Linked DNA regions of Homo sapiens: region 1 is linked to region 2. Evidence: read pairs that join two places in POLR2A ChIA-PET (ENCODE). Cell type or tissue: MCF 10A. All regions are shown on one strand. Links, peaks and the distances in the headings refer to the core of each region. The heading gives the core; the rest is flanking DNA. Region 1 overlaps EEPD1 (endonuclease/exonuclease/phosphatase family domain containing 1). Region 2 overlaps LOC105375233 (a long non-coding RNA gene).

Region 1 (4,393 bases), core at 297-4,296, 120 kb after region 2:
TTCTGTGTTTTAACACACCCTCCAGGTGGTTCTGATGCACACTAAAGTTTGAGAACCATTGTACTAGGTGTTAGGCAATCAGCTGTCCCTCTGTCTCTTGGAAGCCCCTTCCTCTGGCAGGGTTAGTGAATTCATGCAGAACTTTCCAGGTCTAGTCGGCCCTCCATACCTGTGGGTTCCACATCCATGGATTCAACCAACTGTAGATGGAAAATATTCAGGAAAAAAAAAAGTTGTGTCTATACTGAACATGTCGAGTTTTTTCTTGTCATTCCCTAAACAATCCAGTATGGTAACTATTTACATAACATTTACATTGTATTAGGCATTCTAAGTAATCTAAAGATGAATTAAAATATACTGGAGGATGTGCATAGGTTATATGTAAATAATATGCCATTTTATATCAGGGACTTGAGCATCATGGATTTTGGTATCACAGGGGCTCCTGGAATCAATCTCTGCAGATACCAAGGTACAACTGTCATTTTTATTTTCCCCTTTGATTGTTTTGATCATCCTTATAATTATTCAACCTTGTGATATTCTTTCTGACCAAGCGTTGAGGAGCTTATTCATCTTCTAGGACCTATGAATGTGAAGGGTAGAGAATAGGAGAGTGAGCAAAGACGGCTGGCCTCAGCGCTGGCTCCACCCTGCAGCCCACTGAGCAGGAGACCTCACGACTCTTGTCCAGTGTGAAGGTTGTCCTGTTTTTTTCTTCTTTGGGTTTCCTAGAGAGATGATGATTTGCTGAAGACATTGAACTACTGTCGTCAGGCAAGAGTACAGGAAAAGTTTACCCAAACCCACCAGGGTGTAGAAGGGATCACCTGTAAGTGACTGGGAAGGTGACCCGCACCGTCACATTCTCACTCTTGGCCAAATGTGTTGGAGGTTGATGGTTCTCTTTGCCTGGTCACAATGGATTCAGTATTCCAGACACTCCTAGCACATTGTTAATGTTTAGTAAACATGAACTAATGGACTCAGGGCCTGATCCCCTTCAGAGTAGGGTGAGTGCTTTGTCTGTATGACTGTCCTAGGGTATCAAAAGCTGTCACAGAGTAGATCTCGTGTCCTCAATGATAGCAGCACCCATTCTCCAAGAGCTGTGTGTTCGTCCTGATTCACAGAAATCTCTCCCCTTCCAATTGTTCCCGTATTAGTAAGAGGAAATACATTTAGTATGAGCAAGAATGGGTGCAGGTGATTTCTGGGTGGCTCTTATTTACATCCATGTGTACCTGTAATAAAAGAGTTTCCTAACTTTTGGGTATGCCTTCGTGCTTTCTAACAGCTTTCCCATTTACTTGATTTTCCTAGTAAGTCTGGGATGTAGGTAACACTGACTTTTATTAATGATTCTTCATCTCTGGGTAAGGAAACTAAAATCAAGTAAGTTAGATGACATGACTCTATCAGGCAGCTCCTTAGTGACTCAGCTGGGACTGCGACCCAGACCTTCTCACTTTAGACCTATGCCCTTTGCAAGCATGCTGTGTTTTGTAAGCACGACACCTTTAACCTGCCTCTTGGTTAGACACCCATCCTCTCCCTCATCAGGCGCACTTGCTAAATTGTGAGCCAGTCACAGTGTCTTAAATTAAATCCATTGTAAAGGGATTTTAAAGATACCCTTAGGCAGTTCCTTTGCAAAGGGAATAGCTGGCTGTGAATTTGCTTTAGTAGGTGTGTTTTCTTAGGCTGAAGGGTAGCTGTATGGGATGGGAGTTAGAGTCTTCTCTTTAACCTTCTTACAGCATGTGTGAGCTATAAGAAACTGTTTTGCAAGTGAGGCGTGAGGTAGGACAGCATTATTTGATAATCATACAGTCACCAGGAGCCTTCAGGGATGCCATGCTGGTAGCACAGAACTGACAGGTTTCATTAGATTATTTTGCCAAATCTCAGTCTTAGGCAATACTCTTCCTTGTTCGGTATTTATGGAACAAGATTAAAGGGGAATGTTCCTGCTAAATATGCTTGCAAAATTTGGAGGTAGTCCACATCTGGAATGAAAATTGGTTAATATTTCATTTTTACTTATTTATTTTTTGCTGGGAAGTCATTCTGTTTTGAGAGTCTCTTTGGTTATTGAAAGTATAAACCCTAAGGGAGCTGAAAGATAATCTCCAAAAGAAATAAGAAGATTTAACATCCCACTTGCTCATTTTCCCTGTGGCCTACATAAGAAGAGAACTTGAGTGTCAAAGTCTTTAGCCCTGTAATGGCTTAAATCAATTTTTTTGCCACATGTCTGTGATATCAAAGCACAAGGTGGATTAATGCCTAGCAACAAGCACTGATAGTGAAAAAAGATTTTACTTTATTAGACTTGATTAGTAGGATCAATATAAACATATCCCATCTTGTCATTTGATTCATTCATTGAAAAATATGTATTGAATGTCTGCTGTGTGCATATATAAGCTAATTTCAGGGATCAGCTTCGCCCTGTTACTTACCAAACTTAAGTCAATGTAGATTAGTTTGTGTGGCCCAGCCTCAAAACAGTCTAGTAAACCTAGAGTTTTGGGGCAGGTCAAAAGGAGTGATTGATACATGGTTGTATTTTTCTCATATGAACAATAGGCTCACCCTGGGAGGTTGAAGGGTGGGTGGATGCAGCCAGACGTAACATCTGGGGACAGAATGCCCATCAATCCTCTTAAAGTAGAAATTGTGAAATCCATTTTGACACTTTTGGAAACTGAGGCTCTGAGAGGTTAAATAGCATCTGTGTGGCCTTCAGAAATGTAGATATTGGAGTCAGGATTTGAAGTTTGTCTACTTTCAAAGCGGAGGGATTAGGCCAGATTAGGCGTGTCTTTTCCCAAACTCCATGCCCTTCTGCTGCCTCTGACTCCCAGCCCACCCACATTTCCTCCCTGCCTTTGGCTGGCCAGGTATCAGGGTCTTGGGGAAAAGGAGGGCTTCCCTACAACCCTGAGATTGTGTCAGGCCTCTGGGGGCCTCTGTTTTTTCCCGTTTTTGTTCCTCTAAAGGATGGGGCTTGAGGCCAGAGGTAGAGCCAATCCAAAAGGCGTCAGGGCTCCTCCACCCAGCCCCTCAAGTGTGAGTCTGTGACCTTGGGCCTGACTCCAAGATCAAGTTCCAGTTTTCTGAGCCAAGGAACTCTAAGGTGTTTCTAAATAGAAAGATGGTCGGTAGTAAGAGTGTTGTGGATTTGTAAGAGAAGACAGTGTGAATGCAGGGAACTTCCAATGTAGGCAGAACTTAGGGTTTATCTCACTAAAGGGAAAGGTGTGACTTTTGTTTTACAAGGAAGCTGGGCCCATTTTGGGTCTGATTCCAAGGTTCTTTGGGAGTTTGATGGTGTTGATTTTCCCAGGGGCTATCCATTCCTTTCTTACTCACTCATTCACCCATCCATCCATTCATTCATTCAGTTAGCAGATCTGTTTGGAGCTCTCACTAGGTACCAGGTTCTGTATCAGGCTCTGGTAATAAAGTGGAGAACAAGACAAAGTCCCTGCACTCATGGAACTTCTGTTCTAGGAGGAAAGACAAACAGGTCAACACACACATCAATCATTACAGATAGTGGTGCATGCTGAGGGTGATGGAGGTGAGGTGAAGAGAAGCCTATTTAGATGGGGGTCAAAGAATGCCTCAGCTGAAAGCTGATGGATGAGAAGAAGCCAGGCACGGAAGAAGCCAGGGAAAAGAATGCTCCATGGAGGAATTGGCAAGTGCAGAGGCCCTGAGAGTGCTGGCTCCAGACAGAAGGCCAGAGTTCTAGAGTGGCGGGTGGGTGGGGCCGCAGAGCAAGGCCAGGCCAGATCAGGTGGGGCCTTCAAGACTTCTTGTAACAGCAGGAGGAGGCCACAGAAGGTTAGAAGCAGAGGCTGAAGAAATGACCTCTTACCAGATAGTCTGACTGCTGGGAGGTGGTGGGGGGCGGGGCGTGCATGGAGAGGGTCCTGGGAGTTGAGTGAAGAAGCTGTTGCAGGATTCAAGCTAAAGGCAATGATCTCTGGGGAGATGGGGAAGTGGGCAGAGATGAGAAGCCTTTTAGAGGTAAAAACTGGCAAGACTTGCCTATATTGTGGATAGTGTGAGATTCAGCAGGTAGCTTGTTTGAAATGCTCTGAGGTTTCTATGAGATAGGTGCAGAGGCATATATAATAAGAAATCCTGGGGCTGACACACATGCCTCTGTATTATTTTAACATGATGCAAGGTGTTCACCTTACCCTTCCCCTCAGCCACAGCTGTGTCCTGGGTGTGGGGTCTTACTTAGGTCCATAGCAGATGGAGTATGAGGCCATGGTCTGCCCTCAGCAGATGGGGCATCTGACAAGGCCACATATTCTCTTCAGCATCAATGACAAATGGACCCAGGGCTTGCTCTGGGGACTTTAGGTGA
Region 2 (4,393 bases), core at 322-4,321:
CTACTCGGGAGGCTGAGGCACAAGAATCGCTTGAACCCGAGAGGCAAAGGTTGCAGTGAGCCGAAATGGTACCACTGCACTCCAGCCTGGGTGCCAGGGCGAGACTCTGTCTCAAATAACAACAACAAGAACAAAACAAGCCTTCTATGTCTAGTTTCCATGTGGCTGTTCCCGCCAAGTTCTGCCTCTGCCTACTATCCTTGGGGTAAACCTCCACCCGGACAGTGTGCTGGGCCGGGGCACCCACCCTCTGGGAGCTAGGAGTGTGGGCTCAGGGCGCTCAGGGTTGCCCTCCCCTACAGAATTGTCATCAGCCCAGCAGGAATTGGCTCACCCAGGCACACCCACCACCTTCTCCAAAACCCAGAGCTAATGACTGACTGGCACAGGGTACAAAAGCCTGGCCCCTTTGTCTTCTGGTAAAGCCGACACGGTGCTGCGGTTCCTGCTCTGGAGCTCTGTAGGAAGGCTGAAGCTCGGCTCCAGCTGAGACTGCATCCCCTGCCTTCTCCTTCCTCCCTCACTCCCCTGGGCTTGAGAGGACCCCTTCAATAAATCAAGTGCACCGAATGCCTGCCTTGGGCTCTTGGGAATTTCTTGGGACTTGGCCCAGAGTTGACAGTCGCTGAGTTCTTGATCCAGGCTTCCCCGCAGACACTGTCTGTGTGTCTTGGGCTCCATGCTTTTGCTCTGGACCCAGGCCCCCAGATTCCTAGGATGGGAATAGGACCCAGGTTCCTGTTGGAATGAGACAGTTTAGGCAATGCTCAAATCGTGAAGCCCCCTAAGCCCTCACCTGACTCCCCCAGGCAGATGTTTGTAGCTCGCTGTCACCTGTCCTATCCTGTGAAGTGACTGCTCTGGGATTGACTTACTGCTCCTCTCTCTCATTTGGCCTTGAGTGCCCGAGGGGCAAAACTGCAGCAGAGTGGCTCCTGTATCCTCAGCACTCAACATGGACCCCGTTGTTGGTGTTCAAGAAACATTTGAGGAGCTGCACTTACTTGGAATGAGAAAAAGTTACACCCATGACCTCCAGGTAAAGCAGACAGCAAATGGCATAAGTGAAGGGCCCTGCAGCAGCCACAGACACAGGCCTGGGGAAATAGAGGATCCCAGATGGAAGAGCTGCCACTTACTGGGCACCGCCCTGTGCCAAACCCAACACCGTGTGCACTCTGTAGACTCTCATTGAATCCCTAAATCCTTCCGTGGTATGGATTATTATCTCCATTTTACTAATGAGGCCATTAAAGCTCAGAAGATTAAGTAACGTGACCAGTATAAAGTACAAGAAAATGACAGATTCCGATTTTTTTTTTTTTTTTTGAGACAGGGTCTCTCTCTCTCTCTCTCTCTCTTTCTCTCTCTGTTGCCCAGGCTGGAGTGCAGTGATCCAATCACAGCTCACTGTAGCCTTGACCTCTAGGTTCAAGCAATCCACCCCCACTCAGCCTCCCACATAGCTAGGACCATAGGTGTGCACCACCATGCCCAGCTCCTTTTCTTTTTTTTTTCTTTGGTAGAGACGGGGTTCTCACTATGTTGCCTGGCTGATCTTGAACTCCTGGACTCAAGCAATCCTCCCACCTCAGCCTCCCAAAGTGCTGAGATTACAGGCATGAGCCACTGCAGATTCAGATTTTGAGCACTTGTCTAGCTGATTTCAAAGCCTGTCCTCTTTCCACAATCAGGTCTTAAGTCATATCCTGAAGAGTTTGTCATTGCTCTTCCAGGAATCCGATCCCCACTGGACAGGCTGGGAAGGTCTGGGCTGCTAGTGGTGTTGCAGATAGACTCCCAGGCAGCTGATGGAGGTGTGGAATGAAGAGCGTGAGAGATAACAGAAGCAGGCATGGCAGTGCTACCCAGCAGAGCCATGTGACAGAGGCGGGGATGCTGCCGTGGGTTGTCCAGCAAATAGAGATGCCAGGCCTGAGGCTTGATTCTCTCAGACCTTCTGCCTCTGGCAGCAAGACTGCTGGACCCAGAGCTGTGTGACTTTCACCAGGTTCCATTTCTCATCAATGGGGGAGCAGGGTGACTGCACCCAAAGAGTGTCAAGGTTTTCTTCAGTTCTGAAAGTCCCCAGTTCTCAACCAGTGAAAGGTCTGACGTTTCCCATCCCTCTTTGCAAATCCTGGGCTGAAGACCAGGGATCCAAGTCCCTCAGCCCAGCCAAGGCGACAGAAAGCCTGACTTTCCCAGCCCTGAAAAGAGTTGACGGGCTGTTCTCTGGGCTCGCCTCGGCAGCAGCATTGACAAGGGCTGGGAGAGGGAGACTGGCACAGGAGCCTTCTCAAGTTGCTCCACAAAGGGCCTCTTTTTCCCAGGCACAGTGACAAATACTGCCGCTCCCTCTGGCTATAAAGGCCGGGGGTGCGGACAAGGTTCCCATGTCTGAACTCTTAAGAAAGTTGCAAGCAAAGAAAAAAATGTGTACGGGCTTTTGGCTGTGCTTTTTGACTTGATGCCAGATAGCCGGTGGGTTCAAAATTACATCACTATTGACTATCTGAGTTGTTTCTCTGTTTGACCTTCTTGGAAGAATGGTTACCTTGGCAACAGATGGTTATCAGTTCCTCAGCAATTTGTGCCAAGGAACAGTTTCCTGCATGCTGAAAACCAGTGGCTTAAAAGCTGTATCTGGCCGGCCTCACCCTCCCAGGTCTCTGAGCGGATTGTGCAGTAGGGACAGCCCTTGACTTACAATGTTTCCACAGATGATTTTTCAGCTTTATGATGGTGCAAAAGCAGTACATGCTCAGTAGAAATCATACTTCGAGTATCCATACAACCATTCTGTTTTTCACTTTCGGTACAGCGTTGAAGTTACATAAGCTATTCAATATTTTATTAAAGGCCAAGCACAGTGGCTCACGCCTGTAATCCCAGCACTTCGGAAGGCAGAGGCAGGTAGATCACTTGAGGTCAGGAGTTTGAGACCAGCCTGGCCATATGGTGAAACTTCATCTCTACTAAAAATACAAAATTAGCTGGGCGTGGTGGCACATGACTGTAATCCCAGCTACTCAGGAGGCTGAAGGAGGAGAATTGCTTGAACTCAGGAGGAGGAGGTTGAAGTGAGCTGAGATTGCGCCACTGCACTCCAGCCTGGGCAACAGAGTGAGACTCCATCTAAAAAAAGAAAAAAAGGAAAAAATTGCTTTATTATAAAAAGGGCTTTGTGTTAGATAATTTTGCCGAACTGTAGGCAAATGTTTTCTGAGAACGTTTAAGGTAAACTAGGCTAAGCCATGATGTTCGGTAGGTTAGATGGATTAAATGTATTTTTGACTCATCATTTTTATAACTCATGGTGCATTTATTGGGATGTAACCCCGTCATAAACTGAGGAGTATTTGTATTTAGAAATAGAGCTGAGTTTGACAGCCAACTTTGTCTGTTAGGCAGTGGGTGCCAGGCCAGTGGTGCTGGGATTTCCAGTGTCCCCTGCCTCCAGCAGTGGACCCAGCTGAGCCTCTGGGATGCTCTGCCCCTGGCACCGAAGGCTGCTTGGTGCCACAGGAGAATCTGATAGGAGACATCCAGGGCTGCTGAAGTGGCTGGGGTGTCAGAGGCGTTTGAATTAGAGCAACTCCATCTTGAATAAGGACTAGGTAAAATAAGGCTAAGACCTACTGGGCTGCCTTCCCAGACAGTTAAGGCATTCTAAGTCACAGGGTGAGACAGGAGGTCGGCACAAGGTCCAGGTCATAAAGACCTTGCTGATAAAACAGGTTGCAGTAAAGAAGCTGGCTAAAACCCACCAAAACCAAGATGGCAATGAGAGTGACCTCTGGTCGTCCTCACTGCTACACTCCCACCAGCTCCATGACAGTTTACAAATGCCATGGCGATGTCAGGAAGTAACCCTATATGGTCTAAAAAGGGGAGACATGAATAATCCACCCCTTGTTTAGCATATCATCAAGAAATAACCATAAAAATGGGCAACCAGCAGCCCTTAGGGCTGCTCTGTCTATGGAGTAGCCATTCTTTTATTCCTTTACTTAATAAACTTGCTTTCACTTTATGGACTTGCCTCAAGTTCTTTGTTGTGCGAGATCCAAGATCCCTCTCTTGACTGGGTGCGGTGGCTCATGCCTGTAATCCCAGCACTCTGGGGAGGCCGAGGTGGGAGGATCACGAGGTCAGAAGATCGAGACCATCCTGGCTAACACAGTGAAACCCTGTCTCTACTAAAAAATACAAAAAATTAGCCAGGCGTGGTGGCGGGCGCCTGTAATCCCAGCTACTCGGGAGGCTGAGGCAGGAGAATGGCGTGAACCCGGGAGGCGGAGCTTGCAGTGAGCTGAGATCGAGCCACTGCGTTCTAGCACTCCAGCCTGGGCGACAGAGAGAGACTCTGTCTCAAAAAAAAAAAAAAAAA

The links. ChIA-PET counts read pairs that join two places held together with the same protein. Peaks named below come from ENCODE experiments on the same cell type or tissue, not always from the same donor. Only the 100,000 strongest peaks of a DNase experiment are listed, where the experiment ranks them.
Region 1: POLR2A ChIA-PET joins it to region 2 with 6 read pairs; 3 of 35 experiments call an interaction of 5 or more read pairs at or near these places.

The regions. Positions count from the first base shown.
Region 1 is chr7:36,156,758-36,161,150 of GRCh38, forward strand. All of the region lies in intron 2 of EEPD1 (endonuclease/exonuclease/phosphatase family domain containing 1), which reads left to right. Among named protein-coding and RNA genes, the nearest start is that of EEPD1, 5.7 kb to the left of the region's middle. RefSeq lists an enhancer at 1,331-1,851. In MCF 10A, for the core only: no CTCF peak of the experiment used is centred there; no DNase peak of the experiment used is centred there.
Region 2 is chr7:36,034,950-36,039,342 of GRCh38, forward strand. LOC105375233 (a long non-coding RNA gene) reads left to right here. Exons shown (of 4, transcript NR_187894.1): 4 at 903-1,304. Among named protein-coding and RNA genes, the nearest start is that of EEPD1, 120 kb to the right of the region's middle. In MCF 10A, for the core only: no CTCF peak of the experiment used is centred there; a DNase peak (open chromatin) is centred at 2,392.